Regions from separate parts of the Homo sapiens genome. Here all the other regions are linked to region 5. The links are chromatin loops, found by intact Hi-C in ENCODE. Cell type or tissue: IMR-90. All regions are shown on one strand.

What was found. A loop is a pair of places that touch in the nucleus more often than their neighbours do. Peaks named below come from ENCODE experiments on the same cell type or tissue, not always from the same donor. Only the 100,000 strongest peaks of a DNase experiment are listed, where the experiment ranks them.
Region 1: it touches region 5 in a loop (11-fold over the local background); 74 of 110 quality-filtered maps call a loop at or near these places.
Region 2: a loop joins it to region 5, with 21 times the contacts of the local background. A loop is called at or near these places in 86 of 110 quality-filtered maps.
Region 3: a loop joins it to region 5, with 2.6 times the contacts of the local background. A loop is called at or near these places in 2 of 110 quality-filtered maps.
Region 4: it touches region 5 in a loop (13-fold over the local background); 38 of 110 quality-filtered maps call a loop at or near these places.
Region 6: it touches region 5 in a loop (3-fold over the local background); 2 of 110 quality-filtered maps call a loop at or near these places.
Region 7: a loop joins it to region 5, with 2.5 times the contacts of the local background. A loop is called at or near these places in 25 of 110 quality-filtered maps.

Annotation. Positions count from the first base shown.
Region 1 is chr11:115,502,696-115,506,695 of GRCh38, forward strand. It overlaps CADM1 (cell adhesion molecule 1), which reads right to left and starts at 1,720. Exons shown (of 12, transcript NM_001301043.2): 1 at 1,576-1,720. The coding sequence starts at 1,699. RefSeq lists a silencer at 1,746-1,905. In IMR-90, CTCF peaks have their summits at 545, 1,873 (motif pointing left) and 2,325; DNase peaks (open chromatin) are centred at 546, 1,786 and 2,296; H3K4me3 peaks cover 2,414 bases; H3K27ac peaks cover 449 bases; H3K27me3 peaks cover 215 bases.
Region 2 is chr11:116,274,354-116,278,353 of GRCh38, forward strand. No RefSeq gene overlaps it. Among named protein-coding and RNA genes, the nearest start is that of LINC02151, 220 kb to the right of the region's middle. RefSeq lists an enhancer at 1,262-2,212. In IMR-90, a CTCF peak has its summit at 2,418 (motif pointing left); no DNase peak of the experiment used is centred here.
Region 3 is chr11:115,868,208-115,872,207 of GRCh38, forward strand. The region is part of intron 2 of LINC02698 (long intergenic non-protein coding RNA 2698); the gene reads left to right. Among named protein-coding and RNA genes, the nearest start is that of LINC02703, 49 kb to the right of the region's middle. RefSeq lists a silencer at 1,845-1,894. In IMR-90, a CTCF peak has its summit at 1,775; no DNase peak of the experiment used is centred here.
Region 4 is chr11:116,222,582-116,226,581 of GRCh38, forward strand. No RefSeq gene overlaps it. Among named protein-coding and RNA genes, the nearest start is that of LINC02151, 280 kb to the right of the region's middle. In IMR-90, a CTCF peak has its summit at 1,978 (motif pointing left); no DNase peak of the experiment used is centred here.
Region 5 is chr11:115,332,794-115,336,793 of GRCh38, forward strand. The region is part of intron 1 of CADM1 (cell adhesion molecule 1); the gene reads right to left. It overlaps LOC105369509 (a long non-coding RNA gene), which reads left to right and starts at 784. Exons shown (of 2, transcript NR_135108.1): 1 at 784-825. In IMR-90, a CTCF peak has its summit at 2,302 (motif pointing right); a DNase peak (open chromatin) is centred at 518.
Region 6 is chr11:115,621,782-115,625,781 of GRCh38, forward strand. No RefSeq gene overlaps it. Among named protein-coding and RNA genes, the nearest start is that of LINC02698, 36 kb to the right of the region's middle. In IMR-90, a CTCF peak has its summit at 2,495; a DNase peak (open chromatin) is centred at 1,340; H3K27ac peaks cover 1,324 bases.
Region 7 is chr11:115,674,977-115,678,976 of GRCh38, forward strand. It overlaps LINC02698 (long intergenic non-protein coding RNA 2698), which reads left to right. Exons shown (of 5, transcript XR_001748394.3): 2 at 1,710-1,805. Among named protein-coding and RNA genes, the nearest start is that of LINC02698, 18 kb to the left of the region's middle. In IMR-90, no CTCF peak of the experiment used is centred here; a DNase peak (open chromatin) is centred at 1,995; H3K27ac peaks cover 904 bases.

The DNA of each region.
Region 1 (4,000 bases), 170 kb after region 5:
GAGCTCCTTTGCAAGCCTATTTTGGGGGCAAGCAGCCAACCCGGCGTCCCCCAAATCTCAAGCTAGCACCCCCACACATCCCCCGTCTCCTACAGCGTGTCTCCTGCGGTGTTTACATAACTGTGTGTCCTCTAGCGTGTAAACAAAAGGCACAGCCCAAGCGGAGAGGCGCCCCTGAAGCAGCACCGTGGCCCCAACGCTGTGCCCGCCCGGGCCTGGGGCTCCGCAGGTGGGGGCTGAGCTCTCGGCGTCCTCCGCCACTTGTTGCTCCCGGGTCCTGCAGCTCTGGAGCTGCAAGGAGGGGCTTTGCAGGCTCAGAGCCCTGCTGCATCCCCTCCTGCATCGCCGCTCGCACCCCGCGGCCCCGTGCCACTCGGTCCCGGCGCCCGCCTGGAGCCTGCAGCAGGGGCCAGAGGACGCCGCGCGGCTGCCAAGCGCGGCGAGGTGGCGGGAAGGGAGGCTGGGTGCAGCACAGCCGGCCTCTCCGCTGAGGAAGAGCTCCGGCTCCCTTTTGTTAGCAAAAGCAAACACTGCCCTCTTCTTTCCCGACCGCGCCAACGCGCCCGGCACACGGGCAGCCACACATCGGGCTCCAGCCGAGTGCTCGGTGTCTTCAGGGAAGGCACCGGGCGTGCAGAGCCGCCCCTGGGCAAATTCCCAAGACTGCTCTTCACGCAGGGAGCGCGCGGAGGCCCGCAGGGTGCCCGCCTGGCCGCAGAGGCCGCGACGCCCCCTCCGCCACCCTCGGGCCGCCGAAAGAACGGGCAGCCGGGAAATCCCGTGTCCCCACTCGTGGCAGAGGACGCTGTGGGGCGGGCGGGCTGCGGGCTCCCGGCGCCTTCCCGCAGAGGCGGCGACAGCGGCCGCCCCCCCCGCGGGGCCGGGCCGGGGAACTTTCCCCGCCTGGAGCCGGGCCAAAAAGACCCGCAGCAGAGCCGAGGGGGCGGAGGGCTGCGAACGGCCGGAGGGAAACACGAGAGGCGTGCAGTTTGGGGACAGGGGAGAAAGGCAGAGCGCGTTGGGGGAAGGGGCAGGGGAGATCAGACAAGTCTGGGGATGTCCTGGGGACCGGGGAGAAATCACGCCGCGGGCGGCTGGGAGTCAGCCACCAGGAGGCTTCGGGGATGGAGAACTGGGGGGGCCCTCTGGAGAGGTGGGGGCGAATGGACAGCCCTGGGAGGTGGGAGGACCTGCAAGTTACGGGGAGAACGGCGAGTTTAGAAGGGTCCGGAAGGGTTGAGGTTGTCTTTGAACCATCCCCTTCCCCCATGCTTTACAGCCCCCGGGCCCCCCATTCTCACTCCACTCTGCACCCCGCGCCAAGCCGGGGAGAGAAGGTGTGGGTGCAGCCATCCCTGGGGACTCTCATTCACACTTAGCCGGGCAGGGGAGAAGGGGCTCACAGATGCCCTCAGCCCCTTCCCTCTCAGCCCTGAGTTTCCTCTCCACACTCCCTCCGCTTCGGATGTAGGAAGTGGGGGGAGGTTGTCATGGAAACGTTTCCCCCCTCTGTGGCCAAGGCTACTGGGGTGCCTTCGGAGATTTAGGGGCCAACCGGTCGGTGCCCACACCTACCTGTGGGGATCAGTGCCGCGGCGGAGAAGAGCAACAGCAGAAGCCGGAGCCGGAGCCCGGGAGGCGCCGCCGCCGCCGCTGCCGCCGCACACTGGGATCCGCTCGGCAGCACTACACTCGCCATGTCGGGCACCTGCCTCAGACTGGCGGCGTTGGCTGCCTCCGGAGCCCGAGCGGACAGCTAATGAGATGCTAATGACATGCGCTGGAGGCGGAGTCCGGGCAGACCAATCACAGCGCCGCGAGCCCAACCCGGCTCTCGGAGGGCCTCGCTCCCTCCCCCACCCCGCCCCCTGGCGCTGGCGTTCGGCGGCGCGCCCGCGCCACCTAGGGGCGGGGCCAAGGGGAGGGGCGTATGCAAATATGTTTATGTTAAAATTCGGGTTTTGCTTTCCCCGGATCAAGGAAAAAGTGTTCTCCCGGGCGCCTGGCGTGCAAGGACTCGGGCTCCAGGGGGCGGGTCTAGCTTCTTGTACACCTTTATTAGGAATGTTTATAGCAATCGCTGTATCAGACCGACGACTGGAGAATCTCCCTTAAGAGGGTCCTCTGTCCCGCACACCGAGTGCATCTGGCCTAGCGAACCAGACGTTGCAAATTTCCGTCACTCACCTTGCACCGAAGGAATAGATCTTTGGGAACGGGGGCTGTGCGGGAGTGGAGAGTAAGAAGGCAGGTCCCCGGATTGACAAAACAATCTGGGAGAAGTGCATGCGTGCTTTGCACGTCCGGCGGAGCGGGAGAGCCCGCTCAACAGCCTAGCGGTAGACTCGGGGATAGTTGGAGAAGGCAGCCGTAGAGTCGGGTTCTGAGATTTTCCAGTCGGTCTTTTTGCGGCAGAATCTCGGGAAAGGTAGATCGAGGAGGGTATGCTCAGGCTCCTCCGCTTGTCGAGGGTCTCCTCCCTGGTTTTAATATATAGGTGTGTGTTGAATATATGTGTGAAATATTTGTAATATTAGATATTTAAGATTACACAACAACGGAAAAAATTAGTCAAGGCTTCAGGTGAAGAGCGGGGGTGGTGGGAGTTGGGGAGAGGGAGTGTGGTGAAGGCAGGGTCTGCCGTGTTCCTCCTTCGGGGCTCAAACCCTCTCACTCCTCCTCTGCGCCCCCAGCCCTTCCTAAGGAAGCTGGGGACCAACAGGTGCTCCGAGCTTCCCCTGTCTCTGGGAGAGCCTCTCCTGCTAAAGCGACTTGCATCTCCGGACTCACTCTCCCTCCCCGAAATTCTCTTTGCTTTCTTTTCAGCCAGGCAGCCGGCTCTCTTGTTTGTCTGCTTTTTAATTACTTATTTTCTTCCCCTCTAGAAGATCGTGTGCGCTCTGACCCTCTGTTGCTCAAGCATCAAATTGAAGGACGAGCCATATTAAGTGTAAAGGTTTATAATAATTTAAGTATTCATAGAATGCAGAACAATAAGATGTAGGAAATACAATTTGCATAATAAATATCAATATCACAACAGCTAAAACAAACCATGACAAATTATCTGTGGCTAAATGACCAAGAGATTACTGAATGTAAATTGCTAAGTCTGAGCTATAGTCTAGAAGAGCTGCGCCAAATGACTTCCCCAGCCTTCTGTCCTCATCTTGCTATAAAATAAATAAATAATACATATCAAAAAGGAAGTCATGATCTGCCAACCCACCAAATGAGTTACACTTAAAAACAGCCTCCTATTATCCATTATGCATAAACTAATTTCGAGACTGCCCGGTCTTCACAGCCCTGGATATTCTGCTCTGTAATTACAGGCCCCGATGCATGAACTGCAGGCAGTCCTTCAGAAGTGGGGAAAGCTCCAACAGGAGAACAGCACTACAGGAGACAGGAAACCATTGCCACGTGGGTGCCAGGATAATGCCCAGTCTGCAAAGTCCTACCCGTTCTTACTACCTCTGGCAGTGAGGTACCTGGGTCGGACCAAATAGAGAGCAAAGTTCCACCAAAATTGGAATAAAAAAGTTAAGGCCAGCCGGGCACGCTGACTGATGCCTGTAATCCCAGCACTTTGGGAGGTTGAGGCAGATGGATCACCTGAGGTCAGGAGTTCGAGATCAACCTGGCCAACACGGCGAAACTCCGTCTCTAATAAAAATACAAAAATTAGCCAGGCGTGATGACACACACCTGTAATCCCAGCTACTCAGGAGGCTCAGGCAGGAGGATCACTTGAACCCAGGAGGCGGAGGTTGCAGTGAGCTGAGATCGCATCATTGCACTCCAGCCTGGGCGACAAGAGTGAAACTCCGTCTCAAAAAAAAAAAAGTAAGGCCATATGTATGCTGAAAGTGATATGTAAACTATAAAGGCAGGTCCTATATGGCAAGAATCCTGACACAGAGCCTGGCACATAGTAACATTATTATCTGCCGTTACTATTATTACTACTCTTGCATTCACTGAATTCTTAAGTATT
Region 2 (4,000 bases), 940 kb after region 5:
GACCCACCTCCCACCTCTCCAATCCAAGTTGGGCAAATGGAAAAGGAAAGAAGAAAAGCAGACACGTTCTGAGCCCCCTCCCCAACCCCCCCGTAGCCACCTCCTTGCTCACACCCTCACCTTCAGAGTGAGTAATTAAAGTTCTGCTGCCTGTTACGGAATAAATGGTACATGTTTTAATTACCCCTGAGCCTACCCAGGCATCCCCACACCCCCGCCCAAGTCTGTGAGTCTATGTGGTTTTGAGGGGGACAGTTGAGAGAGAGAAAGAGAGAGAGAGAGAGAGAGAGAAAGTGCTTCTGTGATGGTGACAGCGGTCTGTCACCCAGGGCCTGGCATTCACTGGGGAACTGTCAGTTACTAAGGAAACTAGGAGGGAGAAAGGAAGGGAGAGAGGCGGTTAGATCCAATTTTGGGTGACAAGTGTGAGGCATAAAGATTTTGGCCTCCTCTGTGCATCCCAGCCTAAGTGAAATCTCTGGGGGTGGGCAGGGGGTGGGCCAGGGAACAGGCAACACCAGGAGGCCACGCCCTTCTTAGGAACCTAAGGCAGGTCAGAGGGAGAGAGACGCTAAGGCAAGATCAGCACAGGACCAGGACGGTGACCAGAGCAGGGGTGTGTGTGTGTGTGTGTGTTCGCATGCACACAGCTGTTCACACCCATGTTTGTGTGTGCCTGCCTCTACATTCATCCTTTCTGTCTTTTGGGTATTTTCTGTTATTTTCCTTTCGTTTTCCTCCTTCCTCAGTTTGTAATGTATTTAATTTCCATCCTTCCCCCACTCTGATTTTTTTGGTTATTCTATTCTGTGTCTTCTTCCTTTCTCTTTCTGTCTCTTTTCTCTCTCTCTCTCCCTCCCTCCCTCTCTCTGTCTCCCACACACACACTCTTCTTCTCTGTCTTCCTCTCTTCCTCTGCATCCGTCTACTATCTTTTTCTCTGTCTGTTCCCAGACCACTCCCCTCCCCAGCATGGCGCTCTCTGTTTTCCCTCTTCTCTGTCTCTCCCAGTCTCTGGTCCAGACCTGTCCTGGTGGATCTGCAAGGGTGAGAGACCCTGGGGACCATCTGAGCCTTTGTACCCTAACCTGACTCCGCATCCAGGCCTGGCTTGATCCTCCTGACCCAAGAACACACAGAAGCCTGGGAGGAAGGGTCTGAGTGAGTGCTGACATGGAGCCTCAAAGTTGAGTTCTCGAAATCGGATGCCATTGGAATGGGTGGGACAGAGCGCACTGCACAAAAAAGTCATCAGTATTTCTGGAACAAGAGCAGAGAGCAGATCTCTCAACCAAGACAGAGTGGGGAGGACAGGGGGCAGGCTGGGAACCAGTGCACCAAGGAGGGCACACAGGCAGGTGAGGGAGACAGGGAGAAGGGCCCAGGGCTGACTTCTGGGGCTTTTGACTTTCACAAAGGGCACGAAGACATCACAGAAAGAAGCATGTGAGTCACCAGTTCTGACTCAGGCCCTGGCTGGCTAGTGACAGGACAGGGCATTCCAGATGTCACTCAGGAACCCCAAGAGGACTCCAGGCCTGGGGAGAGCTCCTGCTGCCTGAGACAAAGAAGCGCCCAGCAGAGGCAGGGACCTCCCACTTTCTTCCCCAGGACCTGAGGCCTTCACACTTGCTCCCAGGGAGCCCCGCGGGACGTGGCCAGCCTCACTTTCACTTGCCACCATGTCTGTCTTTCACCCCTCACTCTCATCTCTTCTCCTTGGCACTCTATTGACCAGGGCCTGGGTCTTTTCCTGTTCTGCTCCTGGGGAAGACAGGGCCCTGGGCTCGACTGTGGCCTGAGCCCTGGCTCCTGGGGCCCCTCGGGGACAGCCCAGGGTGCTGGAGGGACAGTGCCGCAGCCGTGCTCGTCAGGGGTGCGAGAGGATGACGCTCAGGCTGCCCTGCCGCCAGTGGGCCTCCCAAGCGGCCCTGCCCACAGCAGGGATAGTCTAGGTGGTGGGTGTGGAGCCGACACCACAATCAAGCGTTCACCATGCCTAAAACCAGGGCCAGCTGGGTGGGAGTCACCTTTCTGTGCAGAACCAGGGTCCTTGGGATGCCTCCAAAGATATCATCAGGCCCCTCTCGGTGTCCCCAGCCCTCCACCCAGTCCAGCCAACCGCGCACACACCAAACCCCGAGGAGGCAACTCAGCCCTCCCTCCTCCAGGGGGCGCACTCTGGCCCACACCGACAGCGGCCTGGAGGCACTTCTAGGAAATCAAGGTGCCCTTGGAGACAGAATCCCAGCAGGAGCCCCACGCCGAGTGGGAGAGACCTCCGCCCTGCTTCTGAAGCCGCAGGCGCTGGCCTCAATAATCCCCCAGCCGCGGGCCGATTTGGCATCCTCCGACCCCTGCGGCCACTGCCAGGTAAGTGCTCCTGCCAATGCATCAGTGTAGAGCAAGCCTGCCACCTGGTGGTGAGGCCACCCAACTACAGGCTGGGGCTCTTGAGGGCCATGCTGTCCCGCGCCGAGGGCCCCACACCCGGGTGCCCGCTGGCTCCCGCAGAGCAGACCCTGAAGGCGCGGAGCCCTGCCCAGGGCCCTTCTAGGCACTGCTGAGTTTGTGAGGGCAGAAAAGCAGAAGGTAGGGGTGGGTCGAGTTCAAGGGCTGAGGCAGAAGACCCCCGGGGAGGGCCTGATCCGAGGGATTTGGGAAAGAAGAGATTCGGTCTCCCAAGGGGCTCACACGCCCCTTCCCTGGGCATCTATCAGGAAGCAGCAGCTTGGGGCCATGGAGAGGCCTAAAGCCTGCATTCCACTCCTGGCCCCACCACCGGCCACAGTGGGGCTGTGCACACCGCTCCTACCGCAGGAGTAGGGCGGACTGACAGGAAGATGAGTCCCTGCGCCCGGAGCTCACCAGAGCCCGGATAAGCCGAAGTCGGCAAATGGATGGGACAGGCAAGTGTACTGGGGCAGGAAGGGCCTTTGGGATCTTCTCATTTAACAGAGGCTGCATCATGAGTTCCGTGGGACCCTTAGCACCTTCGTCTTCATGGGCCTCTTCCTCCACGCACACAAATTCATATTTAAATCCTATTTTATGGCCAAGCAAGGTGGCTCACGCCTGCAATCCCAGCACCCCAGCACTTTGGGAGGCAGAGGTGGGAGGATGGCTTGAGCCTGGGAGGCAGAGATTGCAGTGAGCCGAGATCATGCCACTGCACTCCAGCCTGGAAAACAGAGCAGAACTCTTATCTCTCTCTCTCTCTCTCTCTCTCTCTCTCTCTCTCTCTCTATATATATATATATATATATATATATATATTTATATATTTATATAATTTATACATTTATATAAATATATGTATATAATGACTGCTTTGGTATCAAGATGAATGTATTAATATTATATATTAAAAATATTTTCCTCAACCAAAAAGCGTATTCTTTCTCTTCTGACTTTAAAAGAAATTAAAACATTTTTGCATGCCTGCTGTGCTCATGGATAAGTGGGCCCTGAATCCCACCTCCTCCTGTTGCAGATGAGGAAACTGAAGCCCAGAGACAGGAAGAGACTGTTCAATGTCACACAGGGGCTGTGGCAGGGCTGGGGCCAGAACAAGTCTTCAGGCTTCCAGGCTAGGGCTCTTTCCATTACCCATTTAACCTTTTTCAAGAGGTGGAAAAATCCCTGCCACCTGCTGCTCAGGCCCAGGAAGAGCCCCCTCATCTAGCCCACCCATGCCCTGGAAACTCTGGCTGGGATCTGCTATTCCGCCCTCCCTGGTGGCAGCCTTCCCTCCCCCAGCCCTGGCCCTGCAGCCAAGTCACCACCACCACCGAAGCTCTTTGGCCTGCTGTCTTGTTAATTCCTAATTTCCAATTTGCAAGAAGAGAGAGCCTTAAACCTCCATCTCACCAGCCCAGCAATCACACAGATGATCCAAGTATCTCTGGACAGCCTTTAATTTATTTCCCAGTGCACGCGGGCACTGCTGAGAGACTTGATGGCACCAGCTTAAACATAATAAATTACTCAAGTACCAGAG
Region 3 (4,000 bases), 540 kb after region 5:
AGGCAGCATAATATTAGATCTTTTTAAAATCAAGGTTATTTTTGATGTGTAAGGGCTTCTTCCTGTCATTTTATTAATTGATTTCTGGTTGTTTTGTATATCCTTTTTTCTTAAAGCATTTTCAATATATTATTCCATTGTCTCTTGGCCTCTAATGTTTTTGCTGAGAAATCTGTTAGTCTGATGGGGAGTCCCTTATAAGTGACCTAGCTGCTTTTCTCTTGCTGTTTTTAGAATTCTCTCTTTGTCTCTGACTTCTAACAGCTTGATTATAATGTCCCACAGAGGCTTTTTGCATTGTTTCTGTTTGGAGAACTCTGTGTTTCCTGGATGTCTAAATCTCTTGCTAGGCTTGGGAAGTTTTCTGCTATTATTTCATTGAATAAATTTTCTAACCCTTTTCCTTCACCTTCTGGGACACCAAATATTTATATATTTAATTGCTTTATGGTGTCCCAAGTGTCACATAGGATTTGTTCATTGTTTTTTATTCTTTTTTTACTTTTAGCTGACTGAGTTATTTCAAAAGACATGTTTTCAAGTTTTGAAATTCTTTACTCCACTTGACTTATTCCATTGTTGAAGCTTTCAAATTTATTTATTTATTTATTTTTTAATGAATTCTTCAGTTCCAGAATTTCTGTTTGTTTTTTTTTAATGTTATTTATTTCTTTGCTAAGCTGCTCATTCATGTCCTGAATTGTTTTTCTGAGGTATTGTTTTTATGTGTTCTGTTTTATCTTACTGAGCTTCTTTAATATCATTACTTTAACTTACTTATCCAGGATTTCATAAATTTCTTTTTGATTGGAACCTGGTTGCTGGAGAATTATTACGTTCCTTTGGAAGTGTCATATTTTGAAGTGTCATATTTTACTTGCTTTTTTATGCTTCTTGTGTCCTTATGTTGATATCTGTGCATCTGGTGTAACAGTCACTTCTTGAATTTTTTAAAATTTTGCTTTTGTAGGGGACAATTTTTCCTAAAGATATATCTATGATTTCAGTTGGGTAAGGCACTTTGGCTTTGATTCTGAGTATGTGCAGTAGTGTAGTCTTCATGTGACTTATTTGGCTGTACACAGCACCAGTGGTTTCTGTGATTTCCTCAGTGGCTTAGGGTGTGGTTGTTGACGAAGGATGTAGTGATGTTTTTCTGGGGATGGGGATACCAGGTGGGCCTCTCCTTGGGCCCCAGTAGTGGCAGTGGCAAGCTGAGCATGCCTGTCCTTGGGATCCAGGGTGGCATATTCTGGCACGGATGTTAGCAGGTTCAGGTCAGCTTATTCTTGGGCTTCCAGGCAGCCTACTCAGGTGCTGTTAGTGGCAGTGGTGGGCTTCGCAGGTGGGTGTGGCATGGGTGATGGAGGTAGCAGTGGTAGCGCTAACCTCTGGGTCCTAAGCAGTCTGCACTGGTGTTGACAGTGGCTGTGATGGGCTAGGTGGCCTAGTCCCCAGGCCTGGAGGTGGCACATGTGGGGAGGGGGGGATGCCACTCTGGTGGTAGCAGAAGGCTAGGTGATCCCACCCTCAGACCCCCAGAAAGACTGCTCAGGTGCCAAGGATGGTGGATCAGGCTGGGTAGTCCCCAGGCCCCTGGATGGCATATTTGGGCACTGAAAAAATGGAACCAGGCCAGGTAAATCTGTCATCAGGACCACTGGTGGTACATGCAGATGCTGTCTGTGGTAGGCCAGGGTGAGGTCATCCCCAGGCCCAAGGCAAAATGTTTAGGTGGGTGTGGCAGCAGCTGCACTGCAGCCCTGCTACTGGTGAGGGCAGTGTTGCTTTCAGCGGCAGCAATCATATGCCGGCAGCTGGGAAATATGCACTTTATTTATGCTTTGGCCCCAGCTGCTATAGCCTGCAGCAGCAGCTGCTGCAAGTGGGGGAGTTTGTCTTTGAGGCATGTGAAAATGCATGGAAACTTTGCTGCTGGTGGCAGCAGGATCTTTGCCAATGGCTAGTGCTTTAGCTCTGGAGGCAGCAGCCAGCTGCAGCAGTGGCTGCAGGTAAGGAATATAAGTTGGGCTCCAGAGATGTGGAAATGCAGGGGCTACTGGGCCCCTGGACGGGATGCAGTGTTGCGGGGGCTGGGCTTTTAATATGGAACCTTGCTGTAGCTGCTTATGGCTTCATGAGGGAAAGGGTGAGCCCTAGTATGAGCTCCCTCTCCGGAGCAATACCTTCACATGGTCTTTAGGCAGCTTCCTATGTTAGTCACAGGGATTGCGAGGGTCTAGGAGTTTTCCTGTAGCTAAGATGCAGGAGTCCATGGTTGGAATGTACATCACTGGAGGTCACTTGCTTACTCTTTCCCTGCATTAGAGAGCCTCTCCAGGCTCTCAGCCAATCCTACTGAGCAGTCTGCCTTGCTTCCCTCTCTTTTCCGTGCTTTAAGTGTTTTCTGTTACTTCTATATTGAATTCCAGTGCTCTCTCTTTGATGATCTATTTGAAGTGTGATTATCTACTCACTATTTGGTTCTTCTTTGTGGAAAAGGCGTTTACCAGATGCCTCTAGTCAGCCACCTTGAAGCCCCTCAACATTAAATTTTGAAAAAGTTGCAGCGTAGTATATATAGTATGAAAGCAATATATAAAAACACACATGCATGTATACACATATACATGTGTGTATATACATATACATATGCACAAGCACAGTTATAAACTTATATAGAATATATATTACACATTAATATTATTTACTATATAATACACCTAGACTGTTAAAATATATATTTGTATATTTTTATACATCTATATATGTCAAAGTGTGTTCGCGTGTATGTATGTGTATATCTCTGTGTGTGTGTATATTTATATATATATATATACATTTTTTTTTTTCACAGTGATTATCCCTGAGGAGTGGCATTGGGGGGAAGGTGTGCAAAACCAGGAAATTTTTACTCTTTGATTATAAACTTCTCTAGTGTTAGACTTTTTTTTTTTTTACAGTTAGCAAGCATTACTTACATATTTTTTAATTAGAAAATGTGCATGACGCACAGTAGGCAGTGAATAATGGTAGCTCCTATTTGGAGAAGGTAGCATTTACTGAGTTTTGCTATGTGTCAAGAGTTGCTTTAGGTACTTTCACATAAACTGTCTCGTCTAACCCTCTCCTGCTGCTGAACCACACCTCTTGGCCCTTGGCTGAGTCCTCTTCTTGCCACACTAGCTGCATCATCCTGTTCTCCAAGACACACACAAACCCCAGATGCCACCTCTGCTCCAGCAAAAAGGGCCCCTTTGGCGCTGGCCAACTCCAGGATGCAAGTGGAACCAGAGGAGCATCAGAGGACAGAGGTGTGCAGGCAGCATGCCCAGTGCAATTAGAGGCGGATTAAGATGGAAACAGTGTGGGGTCCAGGCGTGATGTGTTTTTGTCATCTTGTCTCGGATTAGTAGTAATATATCTGCTGGTGTGATGGACGCATCTGCTTTCGTTTATTCTGAGCCCTGGTAAGCTCACAGGCTTGGATTAAAGCAAAATCATGCTGAGCGAACATTGCTATTTAGCTACTTTTTCCCCCTCTCTTTTTCTTTTCCATTTTCAAGTTTTAATGTGAATGTAGCAAGAAGCCATTTTCATCCAACATGATGACTTGGAAAAGATGCCTCTACTTCTTATATTCTGAAGGGGAGGAGGCCTGAACCAGAAGGTGGGACCTGAGAGGTCAGGTGTGTATTATAAAGGGCAGAAAAGAGAAAGGAGAGAGATTCTGTGGGTTGTAGAGAAAAATGTGAATTTGTAGGAACAGTTCTGAGATGACTAGATCTGCTACACTTTCCCATTAAAGCAATAAACAGCCACCTCCTCCAACAACAAAGTTGACAGTGCCCTGTATATTTCACTCCACATTTCACACCTCACAGAGGATTGGGCTTCTCCTGTCTTTTCTCTTGAGTCTTGGAGGAAGCGGGCTCTGGACCTCCCTGCCTCCTTACTGCTCTGCCATGCTCATCCAGCCACTTCAAGTGCGAGACAACCT
Region 4 (4,000 bases), 890 kb after region 5:
AGTGCTGAGAACAGGAAGGGAAATCAGGAGAAATAGCTGGAATGATTGTAATAACTGGTGGCCTGATCCCACAGGGAAATCTCTAATTGGCTCAGCCTGCTTTCATCTCCTGCTGGTGGCTCTGCCCATGTGATGATTTCTGTGCACAAGATACACATTTTCTTACATAGGTGTTCTATGTCACCTGCCCCTCTTGGCACTGATGTCGGGAAGCGACAGCATGGCTACCTTGGCCCCCTGCCTAAGTCTATCCCCCAACCCCTAAATGAAGGCTCTCCCTTCGTTTAATGGCCACCTAGACAGCCCCACAGAAACTCCTCCTCCTCTGTTCCTTGCTCTTTCTGATCCATGACCTTCTGGGTCTTCTTTGGGGCCCTTTGAGAGCAGAGGAGGATTAAGATTCAAGGGAGACTGCCCTATCTTCTTCCCAGGCTCACTATTCTACAGTTCTTTGTGGCCTTGGTCCAAGCTGTTTCAACAAGCCACTCTGCTTCTTACTTCCTATCACCCCTACTCCCACTTCAGAAATCTCCAGGAAAAAAGCAAGCAGAAGACACAGAGCAAGCGTTCCCAAGAGCCTGCTCGCCATCCTCAAATCCAGTCAAAGCACTGCAATGTCTCATTTTCCGGGGAGTGAGATGTAAATCTCTCTTCTTATAGGTACCCCCAATCTCCATCAATAATTCCTGTAGAGCCCCCTCCCCCTCACCTGGCTCTGGGAGGGAGTGAGAATGTCTCAACAGTCTCTAAAAGACCATTCTAAAAGAATGGTTTGCTCCTCTCTCTTCTTCCATAGCCTGGGATGTTGGGTACTAGGAAGTGGTGAGGAGGTGGTGACACAACCAGATCTGCCTCTTAATAACCCCTGAAGAAGTCCATATGGTTGATGTCCCTCTTTAGAATGTGGTTCTTACCACTTATTGTACCCAGCTTTCAATCCCATCGCCAAGTCAACATCCTAATACATTTGCCTAGTGTAGGTCCTTCAAGGGCAGTCAAGTTCCACCGCTCCAGAGTGTGCCATAGCCCCCCAAGCAGCCAGTCTTAATATCTGGCCTCCTTTGCTGTTTGCAACCTCTTTCTTTGGCATGTGAGTGCCTAAAGGGCAGGGACAGGGGCTGATGCATCTCTGTATTCCCAGGACCTTGCACCAGATCTGGCACCTCTCAAGCCCACAACAAAAATTTGTTGGATGAATAAATAAAATAAACAAACTTAATTAAGAAATACTGAATAAGTCAACTATTGAATAAAGAAGGAAATAAATAAATGAATGACTGAAGGAATGAATGAGCAAGCCCAGAATCTGACTGGGTCCCCCTCTTGTCTTCCAACCTCCCATGAAGCTCTCAGGAAGCCCATTTGCAGATGGCCCTCAGCTCCTTAGATTCCAGGAGAGCAGGCTGCCAAGCCCATGGATATGGAACTGTTAGCTCAGGAGGCAACAGCCTCACCGTGTAAAATCACAGTCTATTCTAGCCAAATTAACTAGGTAATACTCTGCATTGGTGTAAAATTCTCCATCAAACCATGAAGACTGGCGTTTAAAACATTTAAGACCCGAGAAGGGGAGGAGAGGGCAAGAGAGACCATTGCTTTTCCTGGCAAGTAATGGTGAAGGGTTTCCCAGCCTGGCTAAGCAGGGAGGAGCCCCACCTGGGATTCTCAAAGCCAGTGCCCGCTCCATGCCCCTGGCTGGGCCTCCTTGCCCAGAGCTCCTCACAAGGTCTTTCCATTCTTGGGGTCACTGACCCTACACTGGGCCCTCCTGTGGACATTTAGTTGGATGATGCTGAGGGCATCAGACAGAAGGAAGACTAAGCTGGAATCTCCCCAGGCAAACACACTATGGCATTTCCTGACACCCCACCCCCACCCCCAACCCTCCTTATGGGGAAGCCACCCCTGCACCGATTCCAGAGCACCCTTCATTTTTAGAACCCAGAAGATTCAGCACCTTACATTCCCAGTGGTCCCCGGGGCTCCCCCTAGTGGTCCCATAATTGAAGTGAACAGAGATTATCCCTGAGTCTTGGCTGGATGTTACAAAGAGCATCTTTTTCTGTCAATAACATTTATTGGGCACCTCCCACAGCCAGGTGCTAGGACTCTTGCGAGGGGTCACAGGCCTTGATTACAGGTAGCCTGTGAGCCTGCGGGGCAGTACCGTGTGTCTTTGCCTTTCTGGTGCCCACGATGGCATCGAGTCAGTGCTGGCAAACGCTGTAACAGATACTTGCATTCAGCAATGAAAAGTGAGTAACAGAAACAGTAATACAAGATACCTCCACGTACACCCATCAAACTAGCAACCACTCATCCCAACCCCTCGGGGTTTGGTTCTGGGGCCCCCCCGCAGGAGGGGGAGAAAAGGAGGCAGCCTCCCGGGGGATTATTCTGTGCTGAGGTAGCATACTGGCTGCTGTGCCCTGGGGAGCCAGCTCCCTGCATAAGTGCACAGATAGACAGATAGATCGTATTAAGCATACAACATTCAGGGGCTTCATTTGGAAAAGACACTGATTCTAAATGGCTGTTTGCCATTGACAAGGCACATCACCAAGGCTAACGCAGACAGCTCTGGGTTATCCAGCTTGTATTCCTGCCACCCCTCCATCCCCTGTGTGGGCACACACATGCACCCTAGGGCCCCACTTGCTCTAGCCTTGTGCCCAAGCTGATACTGCATTCCGGGCGGCAGACTGTCTTGGCAGAGACCAGATGCCAGCAGATCCCTCCCTGTCCCCTGGGGATCTCAGGCCCAGCTGTAGTAGCCAGGCAGCCTTGGGACCCTACAGTCTCCACCCATCCCCCACCCCCAGAGCTCATCAACACAACTCCCCATCTCCCTGTCCCCTCTCCCACCCCATCCTCCCTCTTTACTGCTTATGCCTGTGTAGGCAGGAGGCAAAGCGATGCGAATACATTAACATTTCCTTAATTCTATCTGTGCCTCCAAAACTCTGAGTCACAACTGGGTGGGTTTTCGTGCCTGGTGAACTGTCAGCCTCATTCAGAAATGCCATTTTCTACTTTGCTCCTGGATCAGCGAGAGGACAAGTGGCGGGTGGGGGGGCACGGGGATGGGAAGTGGCACACCCAACACTGACTGGCCCTTGACTGATGACAAGATTGAGGCCCCTGCGGTCCCTAGGAGAAGCTGTGTGAGTTTCTACTGAGAACCCTAGAACTTTGCCTTTGTATAGCAATGTTTACATTTTACAACATGCACTCACCTACCTTATTTTGTCATTTGTACATCCATTTCATATAAGTGAAAAGTGAAGTACAAAGATCTGAAATGCCTTGCCTGGATATGACACAGCTAATAATGACAGAGTCAAAGCTAATATTTTTATCTTCTGGGTCCAAGTTCATGCTACGCCTCCTGACCTCGCCGCTGCTGGAAAACTTCCAAAAATGTCACCTTTTCCCTGAAGTTTGAGAGTTCAAGTTTGACCTTGTCACAAGATTCATGCAAAGGAGACTTCAAACACAGATTTTTGGCCGGGAGTTGTTTTTCTTTTTTTCTCTTTTTCTTTTTTTTTTTCTTTTTTTTTTTTTCTGATGTGTTTCTGGATGTTTTAGGCAGAGCACAATTTCTCCAGCTGCTCACATGGTCCCCACCCCCTGCTGTGTTATAGGACCAGTTCCAGTTCACATGTGTCCATTTCCTGCCTGGATCTAGAATTTGAACTTCACACAAGGTTTCTGTCACCTAAGGCCAGTTCTCTATTCATACAAAGAAGGGGGGCACCAGTGGAGTGTGATCTCCATAATGCTGGCCAGCCCCCTTTGCTCAAAAATGACTCACTTTTAACACATATTAATCCTGTGTGCAAGGCAGTCAGTCTGTTCGGCACTGAGTAGATACAAAGACGAATAAGTGTGGCCTTTCCCTCCAGCAATGTAGTCGGACATGGAAAACACACACAATAATTATATCTAAGCCAATGGTGTGGCTACAAAAATGCCATAGAACCAGGACAGCCTAGGGTAC
Region 5 (4,000 bases):
ATAAATAATCTGATAGTAAATGAAGAGGGTTAAAAAATATATTTAATCCCTACTTGTCAACCCAGGAATACAGAGAATGGGGGGAAAAAAGCGATGTTCCTGGATCTCCCTGCGCTTCCCTAAGACCATCACTCCAGCCAAACACTAGCTGACATTTTCTCCCCAGGAACTCTTCACTTCTCACTCTATACACCCTGTGCGAGGTCCTCCTCACCTCACCAGTCCCAGACTAGAACGTCCAATTGCTTACTGGTCTTTTCTCCCTGATGTCCCATCAGTTCTTCAAAATCAAAGCTGTTTAGCAAATTCCTCCCCTCTTTTCCAATCTGACTGCAACAAACTCAAGGCCAACCATCTTTTCTTACCTGATTTTCCCAATGGTGTCCTAATTAGCCTCCTACTCCCCTAAAACATCCTCTACACTACCACCAGGGCAATCTCTCTAAAGGACGATCTGATCAGATCACTTCCTCACTTAAAACCCTCAAAGGCTCCCAGTGCCTACAGGATGAAGCACAAAACCACTTAAGCTCTGAGTCATGCTCTTCTGTTGAGAGATCGAGAGAGAAAGAGAGAGAATGCCCAACATGCCTCCCTGAAAATCATTGGGAGGATCAAATAAAAATGTATGGAGAAGCACTTTCAAAACTATAAAGCTTATCTAGTGGTTCTTAGTCTTTATGAGATCACAATCCCTTTGGAGAGTCTGATAAAAGCTCTGGAGTTTTCTCAAAAACACACATCCACCTACATGTAAAATTTGGCATCCAATTTCAGAGCATCCATGATTCCTCAAAGACAATCTTGACCAACAACCTTACTTAGGTATTTTATTATTTTCACGTTGGTATATAGAATGGGAGTCGGTATCATCTTGATAGCATTTCCAGCCTTACAAACAAGCAAGCAGCTCTACTGTGGGCAGTAACATTATTCATGAAGATGTCTAAAATATTCATCAGCAGAGTCACTGGGCACATAGTAAATATAGGCAGAAAATTAGTACAGTAGTTAGCGTATAGGCTCACAGTCATTTCATCAGAGTGCAGCTGTCCCTACACACAACTGTTAGAAAAGAACAGGTTATTTTGAAAACAATCAGCTGAATTGAGTCAAAAAACTGACCAGTGGGCCTTCATTCTAACTGAATGAAAACGAAGTGAGGTTCCTTCCTTTTCATACAGCTCATGGATGCAAAAACACAAGCTATGCCATAGCATAAATGTTCATTATGCATGAGCCTGTTTCTTGCAGCTGCATCTCTCATGACTTGGCTAAGGCTGTATTTGTCTATATGTCCTTCTACATGTTTGTGCATATTTACACTGTGTATTTTAGTGCTCAAGAAAGCAGAAGGCAAGGAACAATGTTTACTCTGCATGTTTGTACAGGACACATCACACAGAACTACAGTGATGTAGTATTTAAGGGCAGCAAATTCAAACTCTTCACCAGAGTGTGGACCTAAACTCCACATCATAAAGAATTGATCACATTTCCCTTTAGAAAGAAGAATATTATCAGCCAAGTTTCTGGTATCAACCAATGACTAAACCTTAAGTCAATCACAAGTGATGATACAGTAGTCCCCCCCTTATCTGTAGTTTTACTTTCTATGGTTTCAGTTACCCTGGGCCAATGGGGGTCTAAAAATTGATGAGTACAGTACTCATCAATTGATGAGTACCCCATCAGGTGATGGAGAGACCACATTCACATAACTTTTATTACAGCATATTGATATAATTGTTTTATTGTTGTTGTTAATCTCTTATTGTGCCTAATTTATAAGTTAAGCTTTATCATAGGTATGTATGTATAGGGAAAATAGTCTGTATAGGGTTCAATACTATCCTCAGAATCAGACATCCACTGGGGATCTTGGAATACATCCCCTGAGAATAAAGGGGGACAACTATATGCCACCAGAATATCACCACAAACATTTATCAGTGTTTTGAACAGTAAATACACATTCGAGTAGTCTATAACATCACATACAAAGGGGCTCAGTGTAATAGGAAATATACACACTGAACATAAAAACTAAATGTGTTCTTAACAGAAGACTGGCCCCAAACCAATGTCAGCCCTTTAGAAATATGCATTTAATTAACTGTTTTTTGCTTACCTTCTGAAAATTAATATTTTTGGCACATATATTTTAAGACATAGCCCTTGGAAATCTGAACTTATATCTTTCTCTTGATAAATTTCCAACAAGTAGTCATTAGAAATCACTCCAAGTCCTTAAAGATGAGCTTTTCAAAAATACTTGCATTTCCCTATTTTGTCACAAGATGGCAATCTCATGCACTGGTAAACCATAAAAATTCATAGGAAAATTTAATTTTACCACGTCAGGGGTGTGGTTCTCAAAGTTCATAATGTCAGGATCACTTTAAACTCTTAAAAATAAAACTGATAATATTTTTTAAAGAATCTTATGAATCCACTTAATAAACCCATCGCGTGTTAACACAAAGGACATGTTTTTGTGAAAATAACTACATTTTCCACAGCAAAAAAATTAGAAAAGAATTTTGCAAATCTAAAGTTTGGCTTAATAGAGAACAATTGGCTTTTCACATTTGCTTCTTCATTCAATCTGTTGTGATCCATTGTTTATGTTGAAGTATATGGGAAATAAAATAGCCTCATGTATATATATAGTTGTAAAAGGAAAAGTATTTTAATAGTCTTTTCAGATAATTATGGTTTTATTCTCCTTTGATACTATACCAAAACTCAACAAGTGGTGGCTTCTTCATGGTTAAATTGGATTGTGGAATCTGAAACCACATCAAAGAACTTCTCATACTCTGTCACATTAAAATTCATTAGTCAATCCTGCACTTTGAATGGATCTTTTAGCCACTCATGATGTTTTAAAATCATGCACTGGTCATTTGGAAAATATTAGTTCACTGAGTTATGCAGCACTCTTCCAAATGGTGACACATTTCATTATTCAGTATCAAAAAAGTCACATTCATTAGTATCACCACCAATATCATAAGAAAAGTCAATGGTTCATTAGGAAGCTGTCAAGTTCACAGAGGAAGATGCAAGTTTTAAAAAATTCACATTTCCACTTGAAATCTTTAATTTTATCACTGACAACAATGTCCATTGTTTCTCTTAAAATGACAGGCTCACTGCTTTCCAGAAAATGTCTGCCAAATACGCGTCTGAATAACTATAGTTTAACTCAATCTCCCCAGTCTTCTTCCTTGAGACAAGTATGTAGCAAAAATGCTTTATTTGTAATTCTCCTTCACACAAACTATTTTTAAAAACATGTAACTCAAGGTCAAGCTTTCATAAAATTAATAATTTTTACTGCTTCATCAGGGATATTCTTTTTTACTGTATGTGGAGGTGAAGAATACAATGACTTCTAGGACAGTTTAGTGCCACTAACTCGATTCAGGCTAAGGCTCCCACAACTTTCCCCACCATTGCTTTTGCACCATCAGAGCAAATGTCAACACACCCAAAAAAGGCAATTACGTCTTAGTATTATGAGAACAGTTTTCATCTCATCGATCCCTCAAAAGGAATTTGGGAGCCTCCAAGGATCCATGGACTGCACTTTGCGAAACATGCTTCAGAGGTTATAAAAGACTTTCAATTTATGTCAGCATTTAAAAATAAAACCGACTGCCACATTTGCAGAAAAAGAACAAGTGGGAACTCCTAATACAGTAAAACCTCTATTACTAAAACACTTGGTTAATGAGTACCCTTATTTAATTTTCTGATTAACTCTTCAATTATACCTACTCTTGGTTTCTACCCTTTCTGAAAAAAATTTAATTAATCAGAACCAAAATAAGTCAGGAAACACTAGATTTAAGTTCTTTCCTGATGTGTTTGTTCACAATTTAATCCTTTTAAAAGGATTACTAGATTTCACAGCCAGAATTAGAAGCACTGTCATTTCACAGTAGTAAGGTTAAAAATAAGTATGAGTGTTTTTCCAACTTTTTCTTAAAGA
Region 6 (4,000 bases), 290 kb after region 5:
GTAGCTGGGACTACAGGCGCGTGCCACCAGGCCTGGCTAAATTTTGTATTTTTAGTAGAGATGGGGTTTCACCAGGTTGGCCAGGCTGGTCTTGAACTCCTGACCTCAAGTGATCCACCTGCCTCAGCCTCCCAATGTTCTGGGATTACAGGCATGAGCCACTGCACCCAGCCTCTATTTCATTCTTTATCCAAGGTTCACTTGACTCTCCCAATTTTCTTGGAGTTATCACTTCAAAATCCCAAGTAAGCTATATGAGCCTTCTAGATCATGTCCCAGAAAAAGAAAGGTGCTGCTTAGGAATTGTCGGATTTGAGCTGGGGTGAAGCTAAGAGCTCAGAACAGGGGGACCCCCTGCACTAGAGATTTCACAGCTTCATGAAGGCCACCATCTTGGGAGTTGGGAGATTCTTCTGGCATTTGAACTAAATTCCTTCTACAATAATAATAATTGTCTTCTGTTTTATCTTGAGATCAATGGAAGCAGAGAGGAATAGCTGCTGTCAATTACGCTATACCTGTACAAGACAAATTTCTCACCCAACCTCCTTGCCCTTGGCTGAATCATCCAATCCTGAACTTCCATGGAGAAGAGAGAAGTCCATGGACAGGGATTTTCCTCATCAGCTGCTCCTGACCACAGTATTGGGGTTTGAGTGCTCAAGGTGCCCCTAAGGAACCATCCCAAGGGTATTTTCCCTAGAGGTCTCTTAAGAGTTGGGTGAAATTTAAGAAGAGCAAGCTGCCTTCCATCTGCTATCCCCGGGGTCATGTGCCCCCAGATGGTGCAGGATGAGTGGGGGCAAAGGGCAAGGGGGAAGTATGTCAACTGGAACATCACAGAAGTCTAAATAAGGACTGTTCTGTTTGCCATCCATCTCTTAATTTTTTGATCTCACTAAAGGAATACAACCCTATAATAAACACTCCAGCCTTACATAAATAAGCACCAGCTTGCAACTGCCTCTGTAGCCAGCTCACTGGATTCCTGAGATTAAGAACACAGGTATACCTCTTAGAAGGTGTCACAGCTAGGAACTATAAAAGTCATCCACAATGAAAGTGATGAGACACTTGGGTGGGTAGCCAAATGGTGTTGGGGTGGGGTCGGAAATGGGGTAAATGCTACAGAAACAGCTTCCCTGGGGATAAGAAAGCCTAGGAGAAATGCTGGTGTCTGAACAGTCCAGATGTAGGAACAGTTGAAACAATCTTATTTGGGCTTGAGCAGCCAAAAGACTCTGGAAATCCAGGTCTGAGCCTCTGGAGCTTTCTTTTCAGCTGCCCCAGCTGCACATTCCTGAAAAGCCAGCACTTGCACGAGGCATCTCCCAACTCAGACATGAGTCACGCCAGCTTATTTTAAGTCCTGACCTCTTCCCGGGAAGGGACTCTGACATGGAAAGCCACGTGCTGTGAAGCAACCATGGACCCCGGCCAAGGGAAACAGAGGCCCCCAACAGCTTCCTGACAGTGTCCTTCCCAGAAGCCCAGTGTGAGCAAGGGCCAGGAGCAGCTGTGGGCACTCATGCCCCCTCCCTTGCCAGGGCGGAACAGTGGGCCGCACCACACCAGCAGCTCTTGTACCCACCGTGATGCTGCTGACGGCTGGGGCAGGGGGTGCCAGGCAGTGAGGGAAGCCCTGTGTGCTCCTCTTTCCAGGACTCTGGCCTTGGTTTTCCAGTCCACACCAGATTGTCCTGAAAGGCTACTGCAGTCCTTTGGGGATAAATGGACAGAGGGAGTATGAAGCCCATGCTCTCTCAGCCAAATGTATTTAAGCCTTTTAATAATTCATATCCCCATTTCCATACACAGCCCCACTTAAAGAGGGATCCCAGGGAAACCTAAAAGCTTTTCTGATTGCACCAGCTCATCCAGCATCTTCATAAAAGGTTCTCAACTGGCCTCTCAGAATCGACGGCAGCAATGCTTATGAAGAAAACTAATAGTTCCAGCTGGTAGTCATTGAAAAGTCACTTAATATTTCTCAGTGCAAGGAGCTCAACTTAATGGGACACAATGTTTTTTCCCTAAGCAGTTGGGAAAAAAAAACCTTGACATCATATTAATAATGTCAAGTTTTATTGGCTCTCTTATTTGACATGATATTAAACTTTTCAGGCTCTATCTCGACTGAGGTACAAGGTTGTTAAAATGTGGACAGATTGGAGCGCTACAAAAATGTGGCATGGAAGAAATGCCTGTCCAGGTGAGTGTAGAGAGATGGAAAGCCGGTGACATGGGGCTTAATAGACAAATCTACTTTGCGGAAAAACTCTTAGTACGTCACCTCCTTCCCTACACTGCCTTCTTTCTGAGACCGATGATGCAGGCACCTTAGGGGAAGATGGGGCTTCAGAACTCTATGGCATAGGGTTGTTCATTGTCCTCTGCAAGTCTAGTTTTCTGGACAGAATAAAGTGAAGACATCATGTTAAGACAGATTACAGTCTATGAGCATAGCTTTGCTCCATAGCACCTCCTTGGGACAGAAAATTCCCTGGGTTTCTCCTTTTTTTTTTTTCTTTTTTTGAAGGAGTCTGGCTCTGTCACCCAGGCTGGAGTGCAGTGGCGTGATCTTGGTACACTGCAACCTCTGCCTCCCGGGTTCAAGCGATTCTCGTGCCTAAGCCTCTCCAGTAGCTGGGATTACAGGCATGCACCACAACGCCCAGCTAATTTTTGTATTTTTAGTAAAGAGATGAGGTTTCCCCATGTTGGCCAGGCTGGTCTCAAACTCCTGACCTCAAGTGATCCGCTCGCCTTGGCCTCCCAAAGTGCTGGGATTACAGACGTGAGCCACCATGCCCTGCAACTCCCAGGGTTTCTAATAATAATAACAATAGCTAACTAACATGACCTGGTGCAACCATGTGTCTGACACCATGCTAAGTACTTTCCCATGTTTACCCCTGTTGGATCCGCACAAAAACCAAAAGAGTTAGATGTTATTGTTGTCACCATTGTCCCCATTTTAAGAAAGAAAACTGAATGAAAGAGGCATCGTATGATTTTCTAAGTCTGATGGCTAGTAACAGACCTGGAAATCCTATTCAAATAGGCTATAGCCTGAAATTATATGCTTACCACCCTTCAATATAATGGGAGCCATTATGAAGATGAAATATGTCACATATGCAAAGTCTAGGGACCCCAGCCTGGCCCTTGGACCTCTCCCTACCCTGGACACCCGTCCTCTTTCACCATTTTCACTGTTGGGGACTGAGAGGCAACCAAGAGGGAGGTTTATCCAGCAGGCAGTCAGCACTGACTTCGCCTGTCAGGCGCAACACCATAAATAACATATTTTAACCAAAGAACACCCCAGCAACCCAATAATGCATATCTAAAGCCATTTTGACGTTGCAGAGATACAGTAATACTTTTATGCTTTGTTTAAAGAAATTGTTTGCAGCATATTTGTAGTGAAATCAGTCCAAAGAGTTTATTTGGGATGATTGATTTATAGGAATCCAGCTCCCATACCCAGAGGATGACACTTAAATCATATCTTCTTTTCATTTATAATAAGGAACAAAATGATCATATTTTGACAAGTCTGATCATTTTGGGGGTTGAGCAGGTTCCCTCAGTGGGCTCAGTCTATAGCTCACAGAACTGATAGAATATTATTATGTCTCATTAAAATCAGCTGCAGCTGCTTCAGATGGCGGCCCCAAAGAAAACAAAGCTGCTGGCAGTTTATCCTAGAGTAGTCAGTCTACCTACTGATTTTTAAGAAGGGGACAAGTGGAAATCTTTTCAGTTGTGCTTGCCAAAGCCCATCTTCCCTGGGTTTGAACTTAGAACATCTCCTTAAAACAGACCGGCCCCACCTAGGGCTGACATCACAAGTCTTTCTGTGTCCTCTCTCCCCGCTTGATGCTACAATGCTGCTGCAGCCTCTGGCCTTCTGACCCCACAGAGGCTGTATCCCATTTCTAGGACTAATGGGAATCTAAACTGCCCAGGCTTAATGGGGAGGGTGACATTTGCT
Region 7 (4,000 bases), 340 kb after region 5:
GCCATGCCGATACTTACTTCCAAGCCCAGAGGGCAAACGACGTACCCTTCAGCCCCCAGATTGCCTTTTAAGATAATCTAGAAGAAGCAGCCTTGGCCTGCAGAGGGGAGGGTGGGTGGATCTGTGTTTGGGACCACAAGCCAGGTTCTGCAGTCTCCCGGCTTCCCGTGTAATCGCATGCATAAGTTTGTGGTGAAAACTCAATGGGTCACAGATAAGCAAAAGGTCTTCCGAAAGTCAGACGCTTGAATTCCAAACCCAGTGATTACAGTAATTGTTGGCCTAGGGCTGGATTTGAACCAGTGAACCTAGAATAGCAGAGTTGAATAGGCCTCCTTTCAGAGCCATTCCACCACCAAGTTACCCGGCAACACAGCCACGTGGCTGCTCCTCTGCTCTTCGCTGTGGGCCAAACAGCAGATAGCTCAGGCCATTCTGAAAGAGCAGATATATTGGCGTCTTCCTTGTAATACTAATACCTTATACATGTAGGAGGATTTATAGCTTTCGTAGCATGCTTTTACTTAAGTGGCCTCCTTTGATCTTCATAATGTAAGTGGAGCACATATAATTATCCTCCACTTTACAGATGAGAAAATTGAGTCTCCGGACAGGTATCGGCCAAAGGCTATTGGCTTACAAGTGACAGAAGCAGAGTTGATCCCACACCACCTGATTGCTAGTGCTTCATTCTGGATTGCCCACTCTTAGAAGGTGCACCACTCTATCCCTCCACCGCCACTCAGGGCAGCTTGGAAATCTGGCAGAAGGCTAGCTAGGCCATGAATACTACAAAGGCAGCAGCAATATCACCAAGCTCCCTACCCTTCTTCAAATCTGTTCTTTTTTCCAGCCGTATCTCAGGCGTGCATGAGATGAAGTCCAGAGAAGTGCATGGGAGGTGAGAAGGGAAGGTGGTGAGAAAGATCTTACCCTCTCAGGGTCTCTGCTTTGTTCTCTGTGATTGCTGCCTCAAAGACAAGTCAGCAGAAATATCCCCTGTTCTTCTTGAATCTGAAAACAAAACCATGAAAGTACTTCTCCCTTATCCCTCCCTCTCCAATCACCCAATCTGAGGCACTTTATTTGAGAGGGGGCTTGGGTTGAGGAAGGGGGATTCCTATTTCACTCAGCTGCTGCTGTGAGGGTTTTAGAAACAGGTGACAGTAAGACTGAGGATATCTGTCCTGGAGTCACACCTGGAGCTGTTGATCTTTCTCCTGCTTGAGGAACATAGACATAAAGCTGTTCTTGTGGAATTCACACAAACACTTGATTTCCCCAGAACCCTCTTGCATCCTGAGATGCACTGCCCAGCTTCCCACCTCTGTGCCCCACAAACCTTCCTCTTCCCTGTCATCCGCTCTACAAAGCCCCTGCTAGAAGTTGACAAAGCTGACTGGCTGCTTAATGTGCTACAGGTGTTGTTGCTAGGCAACCACCCCACTCTGCAGCTCAGACTCTGTCAGCCCAAATGAAACCCCTGGTAGCACTTAACCCCGTAACTGCTTAACACAAACACTAATTACGCAGGCCCACCAAACAGCACATTTATAAGCCATAATCAAGGGTCAGGAGGGCGCATTCTCAGCACCTTCATTCCTTCCACCTACACTTCCTACCACTGAGCCGTGGGTCAGGCTGTCACAGGCAGGATTTCGAGGCCTTTTGCCTGTAAGTGCTGGTTCCCTTTTTCCTGGCCATACCAGGTGGACACGGAATTGTAGTGCTGGTCCTCCCTCTGCACTGGACTGGATTCTGCCAAAGTCAACCAAGCGCCTTCAGTTGCTGACTCTCGTCTCCAGGTAAGAGGCTGCAGAGCCTGTTCCTGCATTTTTATTGATGTTTAGGCTAAGCCTCTTGGCCTAAAACCTCATAGTTATAGAAAATTTGTTTCTCTGATGTCTGTATTCGGTTGAGCTGGAGATGACCACCCATTTTTGACAATTCTCCTAACACTTGAGCGTTTTACATTTCTGTGGTTCGGCTCATTTCCCCAGATGGAATAACTCACATTCCTTTAGCTTGACCAGGAATTATAGGAACCTCTAGGCATGTAGATAGATACTTTTGTAGATCAAACTCTAGTAGAATTGATCTGTTCTTGAGTTGGTCTCCCACTTCTAGACTGTGATCACATCACTAACTCATTGTAGGTACTCAACAACTATTGGTGAATGCATGAACACAACCATATTTTAAATTTCCACTTCCTCAACCACAGAGTAAAGTCGACAAAGAAGAGAGAGACCATTAAGTAGCAGAGCAGACTCTCCTATCTCTTCTTGCTTCCTTTTTCTCATGAGATTAAACTGCATAAATCAGATTACAGGAGATCCTGACGAGGCACCAAGTCTTCTTTCTGCAAGTAGTCCTGATTGTAACAGGCAGATCTAGGCCTGCTGGGCCGCAGGTGTGGAGAGTCCCATCTATTCCGGAAAGGCAGCTTCCCCCAGGCAGGCTGGGCACTTTCCCAGGATGCCAGAACACTGGATGGACTTTCAGGGGATCACTACCACCCTCTTTCCCAGCTGGAAAAACCAGTAAACCCTTGTCCTACTGGCAATTGTTTAATTATTCAAGGGTGAAGGAGCAGAGAGATCTTGCTGTTTCTGAGTGTTTGGGCTCATTATTATTTAGCAACAAATATTTCAACCTCAGAACCCCACCTCAAAGTTAGTATCCCGCTCCCTGTGAATGAAATGTGCCCGGTACTGTCCTCCCCTTGTGCACATGTTATTGTTTAACCTTCACCAGGGCTCTCGCATATGGATGTAACCATCTCTGCCCTACATGTGAGAAACAGGTCCAAAGAGGCTAAATAACTCACTCAAGTTTGGACACCTAGTAAGTGGCAAAGCCGGCATCCTGAAGCCTCCTTTTTCCTTCACTATGATACACTGCCTCTCAGGACATTGGAAAACTAGAGCCCAGAGAGGCTGAGTGACTTGCTTGAAATCCTGCTGACAGCGAGTGGTACGACAGAGATTTGAATCAGGACTGATCTGGCTCTAAAGTTCTTATCACGTTTTGTCTTCTATATCACAACACATTTTAGAGTTATTCCTCGTTTCTGTGTTGGATGGTGCCTCCTTAGAGGCGAAATCCGAGTGTCCAGCAGGCAGCCGTGGGTTCTAGGAAGCAGCGTAGACCGTGTCCTGAGCAGACTGTATTCTGAAGTGGCGGGCCTCCTTCCAGCTCTTCTCCACTTCCTTGAAAGGACCACATTGAGGGGGTGAGGAGAGAGAGAAAGAAAAGAAGGAGGAGGAGGAGGAGAAGGAAAAGAAAAGGGAGGGAGAGAAAGAAAGAGACAGACTGAGAGAGAGATAGTAAGGAAGAGAGAGGGAAACACACACACACACACACACACACACACACACACACACACACACACAGAGGGAGAGAGGGAGAGAGAGACTTCTTGTTCTGGCAGCCCCAGTGGCTCCCTGTTTCCCCCTCACATCTTGAGTCAGTAATGCCTTGGCTTTGGGCTAAGCCACTGTTGCCAGCTGGTGGCATTAAGAGTTGGGATTGCCAGCTTGGTCACAGGTGACAGGATTGCAAACATCATCATGGCCCTGGCTCCTTCCCAGCAGACCCAATGGGTCGTAGTAAGCCCCAGTTGGGGAGGTAAATGGAGGTAAAAAGAGATTGTATTTTATGGGTCCAAGTGGGGAGGGGGCTGAAGGGCTCGCCCCATGAGTTTAACACTTTCATGCATGTGGTTTCTCCATAAAGTATTAATAATGTTCCTATAATTGATACTTCAGGGCAATAACCTCTGACAAAACGGCCCTGATTAGCAGATAATTGAGTGTGTTGGATTGTGTCCTGAGAGAGCTGAATGCCAGGCAAGGCCCATTAGCCTATCATAATGACCCCTTTTGTCAGGTATTAGTGTCATTAAGAACCTGCTCTCTGAAATCAGTCCCTTTATTTAACTCTTTTCCCTAATTATATGGATCATTTTACAAATCAAAGCAAATGTTTGCATACAGCC